Linked DNA regions of Homo sapiens: region 1 is linked to region 2. A link is an interaction called in ENCODE POLR2A ChIA-PET data of the cell type or tissue named here. Cell type or tissue: PC-9. All regions are shown on one strand. Links, peaks and the distances in the headings refer to the core of each region. The heading gives the core; the rest is flanking DNA.

The links. Peaks named below come from ENCODE experiments on the same cell type or tissue, not always from the same donor. Only the 100,000 strongest peaks of a DNase experiment are listed, where the experiment ranks them.
Region 1: POLR2A ChIA-PET joins it to region 2 with 28 read pairs; 7 of 35 experiments call an interaction of 5 or more read pairs at or near these places.

What each region holds. Positions count from the first base shown.
Region 1 is chr17:59,938,774-59,944,157 of GRCh38, reverse strand. It overlaps RPS6KB1 (ribosomal protein S6 kinase B1), which reads right to left. Exons shown (of 15, transcript NM_003161.4): 13 at 3,215-3,322. Among named protein-coding and RNA genes, the nearest start is that of RNFT1, 23 kb to the left of the region's middle. In PC-9, for the core only: no CTCF peak of the experiment used is centred there; a DNase peak (open chromatin) is centred at 3,177; H3K27ac peaks cover 1,457 bases.
Region 2 is chr17:59,830,647-59,836,030 of GRCh38, reverse strand. The region is part of intron 10 of VMP1 (vacuole membrane protein 1); the gene reads right to left. Among named protein-coding and RNA genes, the nearest start is that of MIR21, 7.9 kb to the left of the region's middle. RefSeq lists an enhancer at 922-1,421. In PC-9, for the core only: no CTCF peak of the experiment used is centred there; a DNase peak (open chromatin) is centred at 3,010; H3K4me3 peaks cover 358 bases; H3K27ac peaks cover 5,000 bases.

The DNA.
Region 1 (5,384 bases), core at 131-5,130, 110 kb before region 2:
TATGATTTGTGACAGTTATATGTGAACTTCAGAGAATAATTTTACAAACGTTCTGGTGGACTAAAGCTGTAACTACCAAGAGGTACAGGCTGTGCCTTAATCATCTTTGAATTTCCTCTAATTCTGTGATGGGGTCTTACAACAGGAATTAAAATATTTGTTGAAATGAGGTTGCTAGAACCACATTATCCAGATAAGTGGGATGTCACTATATGTGTGTGTGTATGTATGTGTGTATATATATATATGTGTATATATATATATATAATTTTTTTTTTTTTTTTGAGATGGATTCTAGCTCTGTCGCCCAGGCTGGAGTGCAGTGAGGGGCGTGATCTCAGCTCATTACAACCTCCTCCTCCCGGGTTCAAGCGATTCTCCTGCCTCAGCCTCCCGAGTAGCTGGGACTACAGCCATCATGCCTGGCTAATTTTTGTATTTTTAGTAGAGATGGGTTTTCACCATATTAGCCAGGCTGGTCTGGAACTCCTGACCTTGTGATCCGCCCACCTCAGACTCCCAAAGTGCTGGGATTACAGGCGTGAGCCACTGCACCTGACCTATTTTTTTTTATTAATGTTTAAAGAGATCCACTTTATGTAGAGAATTCTGGCTACAACCTAACAAATGAGTTGCTCTATTCATTAGCCAATTTAAGTAATTGTGAAAAGCTCAACAATACTTTAACTGGCAACGAAAGCTTCAATATCTCACTTTTACCACCACAACTTTGGATTTCTTGGCAGCTAAATAAAATGCTTCTATTTTGTGGGGGGAAAACTGTCACATAAGTTGAAATTCTGCAATGTCCAATTGAGGAAAAGGTCTCTATGTTAAATCAAAGGTATAAATTCCACATCTGTAGTACATGAGAGAAAAAAAATGCCAAAATTAAAGTGATTCATGCCCACTTCCCTAACTGAACCTAAGATTTTACTAACAGAGATGCCGTAACTTTGATCATGCACACATCAAACTTGAATTTAAAAACATGCATGCACTCACTCATCTTTTATCTCTTATGTAATACTGTAAGACTATATTTTGCCTATGTGCTCTATATTAATTTATAGGATTATTACTATTCAGTGTTGTTTACTCAAAACCATACTGTACTATACACAACTTTTGCATCCCATACTAACTTAATTTTTTTAATTAATTTTTTTTTTTTTGATACGGAGTCTCACTCACTCTATCGCTCAGGCTGGAGTGCAGTGGCACAATCTTGGCTCCTGCAACCTCTGCCTCCCGGGTTCAAGTGATTCTCCTGCCTCAGCCTCCCAAGTAGTTGGTACCACAGGTGCATGCCACCACACCTGGCTAATTTTTGTACTTTTAGTAGAGATGGGGTTTCACCATGTTAGCCAGGCTGGTCTTGAACTCCTGACCTCAAGGTTATAGCCATAAGCCACCATGCCCCAACTCCATGCTAACTTTAGAGCTTATTTCCCATCCCATAAGATACAACACTACTTGTATTACATAGTGAGCAATGTGGGGAAGAAAAGCTTAAGAATTAAGTTAGTGACAAATCCAGTGAACTCAAAAACAGGGAAAAAACACTCCCAAACAATTATTTTCCCCATATTCTATTCTCCCTAGAGTAGTCCAAAAACAAATGACAAAAGAAAAAAAAAGGATACAAAATGAGATAGATGTTCATGTGACATATTAAGTACAGTAATAAAATCAACAAGCATATGTGCTATTTGAGCAAAATAGTATGCATTCATGGTCTTCTGATATAAATCCATCATTTCTGTTGGCCAACATCAAAAACCTTTACTTTTCTGAGGAGACAAGCTATAAATCTATACAGACATTTCTACAATGAGAATTCACTATTACATATGAACCAATATGTTTTGATGTCAAATATTCACAATTAATGTTAAAAAAATCCCCTACTTGGCCTGGCACGGTGGCTCATGCCTGTATTCCCAACACTTTGGGAGGCCAAGGCGGGTGGATCACGAGGTCAAGAAATCGAGACCATCGACTGGGCGTGGTGGCTTACGCCTGTAATCCCAGCACTTTGGGAGGCCAAGGCGGGCGGATCATGAGGTCAGGAGATCAAAACTATCCTGGCTAACACGATGAAACCCCGTCTCTACTACAAATACAAAAAATTAGCCTGGCGTGGTGGCGGGCACCTGTAGTCCCAGCTACTCAGGAGGCTGAGGCAGGAGGATGGTGTGAACCCGGGAGGTGGAGCTTGCAGTGAGCTGAGATTGCGCCACTGCACTCCAACCTGGGCGACAGAGCGAGACTCCTTCTCAAAAAAAAAAAAAAAAAGAAATCGAGACCATCCTGGCCAACATGGTGAAACCCTGTCTCTACTAAAAATACAAAAATTAACTGGGCGTGGTGGCGCACGCCTATAGTCCCAGCTACTCGGGAGGCTGAGGCAGGAGAATCACTCGAACCCAGGAGGCAGAAGTTGCAGTGAGCTGAGATCGCGCCACTGCACTCCAACCTGGTGACAGAGCAAGACTCCGTCTCAAAAAAAAAAAAAAAAATCCCCTACTTATGTTAAGAGTACCAAAAATAGGGCCAGGAACGATGGCTCATGCCTATAATTTTGGCACTTTGGGAAGCCAAGGCAGGAAGATAGCTTGAGTCCAGGAGTAAAATAGTGAGACTCTGTCTCTACAAAAAAATAAAAAATTAGCTGCATGTGGCACACACCTGTGGTACAGGTACTCACAAGGCTGAAATGGGTGGATCACTTGAGCCTGGGAGGTCAAGGCTGCAGTGAACTGTGATCACACCACTACACTACACCCAGCCTAGGCTACAAGGTGAGACCCTGTCTCAAAAAAAAAAAAAAAAAAAGTACCAAAAATCTATAGCTGTTTCAGGAATAAAATACATGTAGTCAGTGAGGTTTTTCTCCCCGACTGCTATGACTAATTTTTGGTTGAGATGCTAAGCCAAACATCATTTTAAGTCTGTGGCCTAAAAAAAAAAGGGAATCATACTTTCCAAAGATTTGTACATTCCCACTCTAATTGCTAAAATAAAATGTTGGATTATGAAAATAAATTTTGTAGGCATCAATAAGTTATAAAGGCATGGCTTATTTAAAAAAAAAAAAAAAAGTGGGCCAGGTTACCTACATGAACTGCAAAGCAAGCAAACTGAATTTTCTTTGAAGAGCCCATCCTCACACTAAAATTTCCCATGACTACATGGAAATTCTTTCACTTACCAGAAAGACCTGATTGGCACTTTCACTGAGAGTTGAGTCATCTGGGCTGTCGACAGGTGTCTGACGTGTAAACTTGGAATCAAACTGACTTACATCCTCTTCAGATTGCTTTATACAAACAAAATAATTTAGAAAATAATAAATAGTCCATGTTACATCAATCAAATGCACTGTAAGCTCTGGGAGCTCTTTTCACGGGGGTTAACTATAATAAAGTATTAGAATAGTCTTAGCAGGCACAGAATGAAGAAAAAAATGTAGGTGGAAAGTACTGAGTCAAATTACATCTTCAAATCTTAAACATGCACTAAAATAGATTTTAGTATACAGTTATTCCTATTAAAAATGTGAATATATCGACTGGGCATGGTGGCTCACGTCTGTAATCCCAGCACCTTGGGAGGCTGAGGCAGGCGGATCATGAGGTCAGGAGTTTGAGACCAGCCTGGCCAAAATAGTGAAACCCCATCTCTACTAAAAATACAAAAAATTAGCCAGGCATGGTGGCGTGTGCCTGTAATCCTAGCTACTCAGGAGGATGAGGCAGGAGAATTGCTTGAACCCGGGAGGCACAGGTTGCAGCAAGCAGAGATCGTGCCACTGCACACCAGCCCAGATGACAGTGCGAGAGTCTGTCTCAATAAAAAAAAAAAAAAAAAAAAAAAAAAGTGAATATATCGAGCTCAAAACAAGCTGGAAAAAATGTTAATATCAATTTCCCCTCTCACAAAGCTTCAGTGTGCCTAGTCCACTGGCTAAATCCCTGTTTAGAGATAATTAGTTCAGTTGGCTACTGCAGGTTTGTAATAAACCTGAAAAACTACTGAAGCAGAGTTAAAACATGAATAACACTGGTAAGATGCTCCAGTTAAAGTTTCTTCCCACAGCTTATTTCATTCCTTTAGAAATCTAAAGGAACAAAAATAATTTTCTATTCTGCATGGTTTATAAGTTATATTTCCTTGTGAAAGTATAGTTATCACTTCAGTTCTAACCATGAGATTTATTTATTTAATTCCTTCTCTCTTTCCCAAAATATCTGGTTAGACTCTTGGGCCAAATGTAGGAAGTAAATAATAATTTAGAATATCTGACTTAATACTAAAAGATGACCACATTGACCTTATAATTCTCTTAGAGCCCAGACTGTGAACCTGCACTCCCTGGAGGAATGGCTGATTCCAAGTGTGGGGAAAATGTACAAGATAAGCATAGAACACCAGTTTCCTTATTTTGCTCTCTCGTACAACACCAGACCATGTGGTCATGTCAAAAGGACTCAGAAACCAACATGAAGATGCACCCAGCATTCACTGCACCAGCATTCAACGAAGGGAAAAATTGAGCATCAATAAAAATAACTGCTAGGTGCAGTGGCTCATGCCTATCATCCCAACACTTTGGGAGGCAGAGGCAGGTGGATTGCTTTTGAGCTCAGGAGTTGAAGACCAGCCTGGTGAACACGGCAAAACCCCGTCTCTACCAGAAACACAAAAATTAGCTGGGCATGGTGGTGTACCTGTGGTCCCAGCTACTCAAGAGGGTGAGGTGGGAGGATTGCTGGAGGCCGGGAAGTCAAGGCTGCAGTAGACAGAGATTATACCACTGCACTACAGCTTGGGTGACAGAGTAAGACCCTGCCTCAAAACAATAAATGAATAAATAAAAATAAAATAAAAATAACTGCGATGAAATGAAACACAAATGTGTTAAAACATATAAGTTCATAATATACTAAAAAAGAAAAAAACACACACACACAAAGTTCATTGGTCAATTCTGGAAGATGCTAGGGAACTAATTCATTATTTTGAAAACTAGGAAAGAATCAAACATACATCCTGCCTTTACTGTATGAACTATACCTTGGGTAACTAACTGATCAAAGAGTTTCTCTTTATGAAAGAATTCCAGCTAACAAAGAAAGAAGAAATAACAGTTAGAATAAGACCATTTCACAAACACCTGATGAAATTATAAAAGTAGGCCAGAGTTTCTCAACCTCAGTGCTACTGACATTTTAGGCCTATTAACGCTTAGCTGTAGGGGGCTGTGCTGTGCTGACTCTTACTCCTGAAGGTACCTATAGCATTCCCTCCCCCAACCTGTGACAATCAGTGTATCTCCAGACATTGCCAAATTACCCTGGTAGTGAAATGCTGACATAGGC
Region 2 (5,384 bases), core at 242-5,241:
TGGCCCTGACTTTTAAGCAGACTTATATTAGGGAGGCAGACTAGTAATCTTTCCTTATATATTACAGGTGGGAATGCAAATAGCTCATCCATTTAGACTAGAAATAAATGACATGAATATAACAAATATATAAAATATTTTAAATATTTAATATATTAAATATATATAATTAAATATATGTATTTTTGTGTATATAAATATATGCACAAAAAGGTTGACTTTGAAAACTGCAAATTTATGTGGCCGGGAGCAGTGGCTCATGCCTGTAATCCCAGCACTTTGGGAGGCCGAGGCGGGCGGATCACCTGAGGTCGGGAGTTCGAGACCAGCCTGACCAATATGGAGAAAACCCGTCTCTACTAAAAATACAAAATTAGCCAGGCGTGGTGGCACATGCACAGAATCCCCACTACTAGTGAGGCTGAGGCAGGAGAATCGCTTGAACCTGGGAGGCAGAGGTTGCAGTGAGCCGAGATCATGCCATTGCACTCCAGCCTGGGCAACGAGAGTGAAACTCTGTCTCAAAAAAAAAAAAAACAAAAAACTGCATATTTATAAGAACTTTCCTTCTCATAAATCAATGTTTTCACTTTAACAGTACTCTGGCCAGGTGCAGTGGCTCACACCTGTGATCCCAGCACCAGGGGAGGCTGAGGTGGGCAGATCACGAGGTCAGGAGTTCGAGACCAGCCTGGCCAACACAGTGAAACCCTGTCTCTACTAAAAATACAAAAATTAGCTGGGTGTGGTGGCACACGCCTGTAATCCCAGCTACTCGGGAGGCTGAGGCCGAAGAATCGCTTGAACCCAGGAAGTGGAGGTTGCAGTGAGCTGAGACCACGCCATTGCACTCCAGCCTGGGCGACAGAGTGAGACTCCGTCTCAAAAAAAAAAACAAACAAAAAAGCAAAAAAACAAAACAGCCTGGCCAACATGGTGAAACCCTGTCTCTACCAAAAAGACAAAAATTAGGCCAGCCATGGTGGTTCACGCCTGTAATCCTAGCACTTTGGGAGGCCGAGGCAGGTGGATCACCTGAGGTCAGGAGTTCAAGACCAGCCTGGCCAACATGGCGAAACCCTGTCTCTACCAAAAAGACAAAAATTAGACCAGCCTCGGTGGTTCACACCTGTAATCCTAGCACTTTGGGAGGCCGAGGCAGGTGGATCACCTGAGGTCAGGAGTTCAAGACCAGCCTGGCCAACATGGTGAAACTCCATCTCTACTAAAATACAAAAATTAGCCGGGCATGATGGAGAGTGCCTGCAATCCCAGCTACTCAAGAGGCTGAGATGGGAGAATCACTTGAACCCAGGAGATGGTGGTTGCAGTGAGCCCAGATCGCACCACTCCACTCCAGCCTGGGCAGCTCAGCAAGACTCCGTCTCAAAAAAAAAAAAAAAATTAGCTGGGCATGGTGGCAGGTGTCTGTAATCTCAGCTACTTGGGAGGCTGAGATGGGACAATCGCTTGAACCCGGGAGATGGTGGTTGCAGTGAGCCTAGATCGCACCACTCCACTCCAGCCTGGGCAGCTAAGCTAGACTCCGTCTCAAAATAAAAAAACCAAAAAAACAAAAAACCCCCCCAAAAAACAAAAGTAGCCAGGCACGGTGGCACATGCCTGTAATCTCAGCTACTAGTGGGGGCTGAGGCAGGAGGATCCGCTTGAACCTGGGAGGCGGAGGTTGCAGTGAGCTGAGATCATGCCATTGCACTCTACCCTGGGCAACAGAGTGAGACTCCATCTCAAACAAAAACAAAAACAAAAACAAGGCTGGGTGCGGTGGTTCATGCCTGTAATCCCAGCATTTTGGGAGGCTAAGGCAGGCGGATCACTTGAGGTCAGGAGTTCGAGACCAGCCTGGCCAACATGGTGAAACCCCGTCTCTACTAAAAATACAAAAAATAAGCCAGGTTTGGTGGCGGGCGCCTGTAATCCCAGCTACTCGGGGGGCTGAGGCAGGAGAATCGCTTGAACCTGGGAGGTGGAGGTTGCAGTGCGCCATTGTCCTCCAGCCTGGGGAAAAAGAGGGAAACTCCGTCTCAAAACAAAACAAAAACAAAAATAAAAAACAGTACTGTAAATTGTCATTTAAATCTACCAGGGATAGCCATAGTCAAGCCATTATTTAAGAGAAAATTAAGAACCAAGACCCAAATGTTACAAAGAGTATGTTTTTGTTGTTTAGGGAAATGAGGAAGGGACTGGAAATAATAATTCTAGATTCCCTTCAAAATAATTTGAAAAGGTAAATAATTTACCATTGTAAGTCCATTAAGAGATACACTTTATGTACCCATAATAATTTTAAAAAGAGATACACTTTAGCTGATAGATACATTTTAGCTGATAGAGTACATCATATGATGTGTATTCACATGATGTATAACTTATCTTGAGGATAATGCTGAGATTAATATACCAATTTGTTATGTGTCTCTATGGAGGTTTCCATGAAAGACTAGGAAAACAGTTGAAAACAGACAAGAGGTTAAAAGTTTTATTTATTATTATTATTATGTTTCTTTTTATATTTTGTAGAGATGGAGTCTCACTATGTTGCCCAGGTGGGTCTCAAATTCCTGGCCTCAAAAGATCCTCCCACCTTGGTTTCCCAAACTGTCATCAAAATTTTAGTTACTTCTGTTTTTCATTTCTCTACCTCTACAATGACTTAGGCTACTGATGCCTCAGCTTCAACAAAGTACTCTTATACTATAGTTTGCTTAATTATCACTAAAGCTATTTTAGTAACGGACTAGATAAAAATAGAAATTACAGCTCTCACTCTTAACATGCATTTAAGGCAAACAATAATGCCAGCTCTAAATCTCATGTGTCAAGTTATTCTCAAGCAGCAGACCAGAAGCAAGAGTCCATTCTGACACTTAAGATTAATTTAAAGTGCACACACGGTGGGAGTAATAATTTGCAACACAGTTCAAAGGCTTTCTATAGTTGGTTTAGGAAATACCCTAAATGCCATTCTCCCTAAGCCATTACATTCTTGCAACCCTGTGCACCTTGCTAAAGATGCTAATCTCATCCCATAGTTAAGTTGGGGAAGTCCTCCAATTTGCCCTTAAGCTCTGATTAAATTCAAAGAATTACCATTTCGGCCGGGCATGGTGGTTCATGCCTGTAATCACAGCACTTTGGGAGGCCGAGGTGGGCAGATCACCTGAGGTCAGGAGTTCGAGACCAGCCTAGCCAACATGGTGAAACCCTGTCTCTACTAAAAATACAAAAAAAAAAAAAAAAAAAAATATTGCCAGGCACGGTGGTGGGCGCCCATAATCCCAGCTACTCGGGAGGCTGAGGAAGGAGAATCGCTTGAACCCGGGAGGCGAAGGGTGCAGTGAGCCGAGATTGTGCCACTGCACTCCAGCCTGGGCGACAGAGCGAGACTCTGTCTCAAAACAAAACAAAACAAAACAAAACAAAACAAAACAAATAACTACAATTTTGTGACATAGAAGAACATAAAGTAGAAGGAGAACAAATGGACATAGAACTATTTTTTCAGTCAACTGCAGGACTAAAATATACCTAAACTAGCTATGTAAGTAGGTACTTGCTCTAGGTGAGAAAGCCTTAGAAAAACAAAAAAAGAAGTAGGTTGGGCACCATGGCTCAGGAGTTCGAGACCAGCCTGGGCAACATGGCGAAATCCTGTCTCTACTAAAAATATAAAAAAATTAGCCAGGTGTGATGGCACGTGCCTGTAGTCCCAGCTACTCGGGAGGCTGAGGCATGAGAATTGCTTGAACCTGGGTAGTGGAGGCTGCAATGAGCTGAGATTGCACTCCAGTCTAGGTGACAAAAAAAAAAAAAAAAAAAAAAAAGTTGATCTCATTTGCTTTTCCTTGCTGTGAACCTTGAACACAGTGGGTAGAAAAATCTTAGTGGGTAGTAGTATCTTCATATTTTTATTCCTGGCACAAACATAACAGCAAATGTAAGATTAAAAAAAATTTTTCCACCAGGCATGGTGGCGCATGCCTGTAGTCCCAGCTAATCTGGAGGCTGAGCAGGAGGCTCTCTTGAGCCCAGGAGTTGGGATGGAGGCTTAGTGAGCTATAATCACGCCTGTGAATAGCCACTGCATTCCAGCCTGGGTAAAATAGTGAGATCCTGTCTCCGAAACAAACAAACACATTTCCAACAAATGATGCTAGTGGCAATTTTTACACTTTTGTTATTGTTAACTTCTGTTAAAAAAAAAACTCAGGAATGCAAATAAAATTTTTTTTTTTATTTAAAGAAAAAAACACAGACTTGAAACCTACTCAGAGCTCAAAATTGGTTTCATGGGAACAATATTTTCCCATGCTTACATACCTAGAATCTGTTAAACAGACCTAAGACAAACTTCTTGGCAAGCTTAAATATTGTAAAAAAAAAAAAAAAAAAAATCCATTCAAAATAACATTTGGGCAAAATTCTGCCAAGAGCCCTTGCCAAATTGCAAACAAAATCTATTATTTTTCTATGGTTTTTAATATATATGTTACTCTGCTTCTGGAAATCACTTATGTGACAAGAAATCTGTATTTTAGGCTGGGTGTGATGGGTCATGCTTGTAATCCCAGCACTTTGGGAGACTGAGGCAGGAGGACTTGAGGCCAAGAGTTTGAGATCAGCCTGGGCAACATAGTGAGAACCCTGTCTCTACAAAAGTTTAAAAAAGTAGCTGGGTGTGATGGCAAGTGCCTGTAGTCCTAGCTATTCAAGAGGCTGAGATGGGAGGATCCTGTGAGCCTAGGAGTTCAAGGTTAAAGTAAGCTAGGATTGAACCACTGCACTCCACCCTTGGTGAAAGAGCAAGACCCTGTCTCTCTCTCAATAAATCAATAGATTAGATAGATAGATAATAAATAAGTAAGATCTGAAATCTGGCCAGGCAGGATAGGGTGGCTCATGCCAGTAATCCGAGCACTTTGGGAGGCTGAGGTGGGAGGACTGCTTGAGTCTAAGAGTTCAAGATCAGCTTGGGCAACACAGTAAGACTCCTGTCTCTACACCCACACAGAAAATTAACCAGGTGTGGTGCACACCTGTAGTCCTAGTTACTCAAGAGGCTGAGTGGGGAGGACTGCTTGAGCCCTCCTAGGAGGTTGAGGCTGTAGTGATCTAAAATCACACCACTACACTCCAGCCTGGGCTACAGAGGGAGAACCTGTTTCTTAAAACACCAACAAAAAAGATTGATTCACCTTGTTTAGCCCTATTTACAGAGTGTATACTTAAAGTCTAAGCAGTTGAAGTCTCTAAGCCTAAGAATATTTTACCAGCATTAATAAAGTAAATTTTTTATTTAATATAGGCTCTGCTCCTTTCTCAAATACTTTTTTGAGGATCTCAGCATTAATGTGAGCATA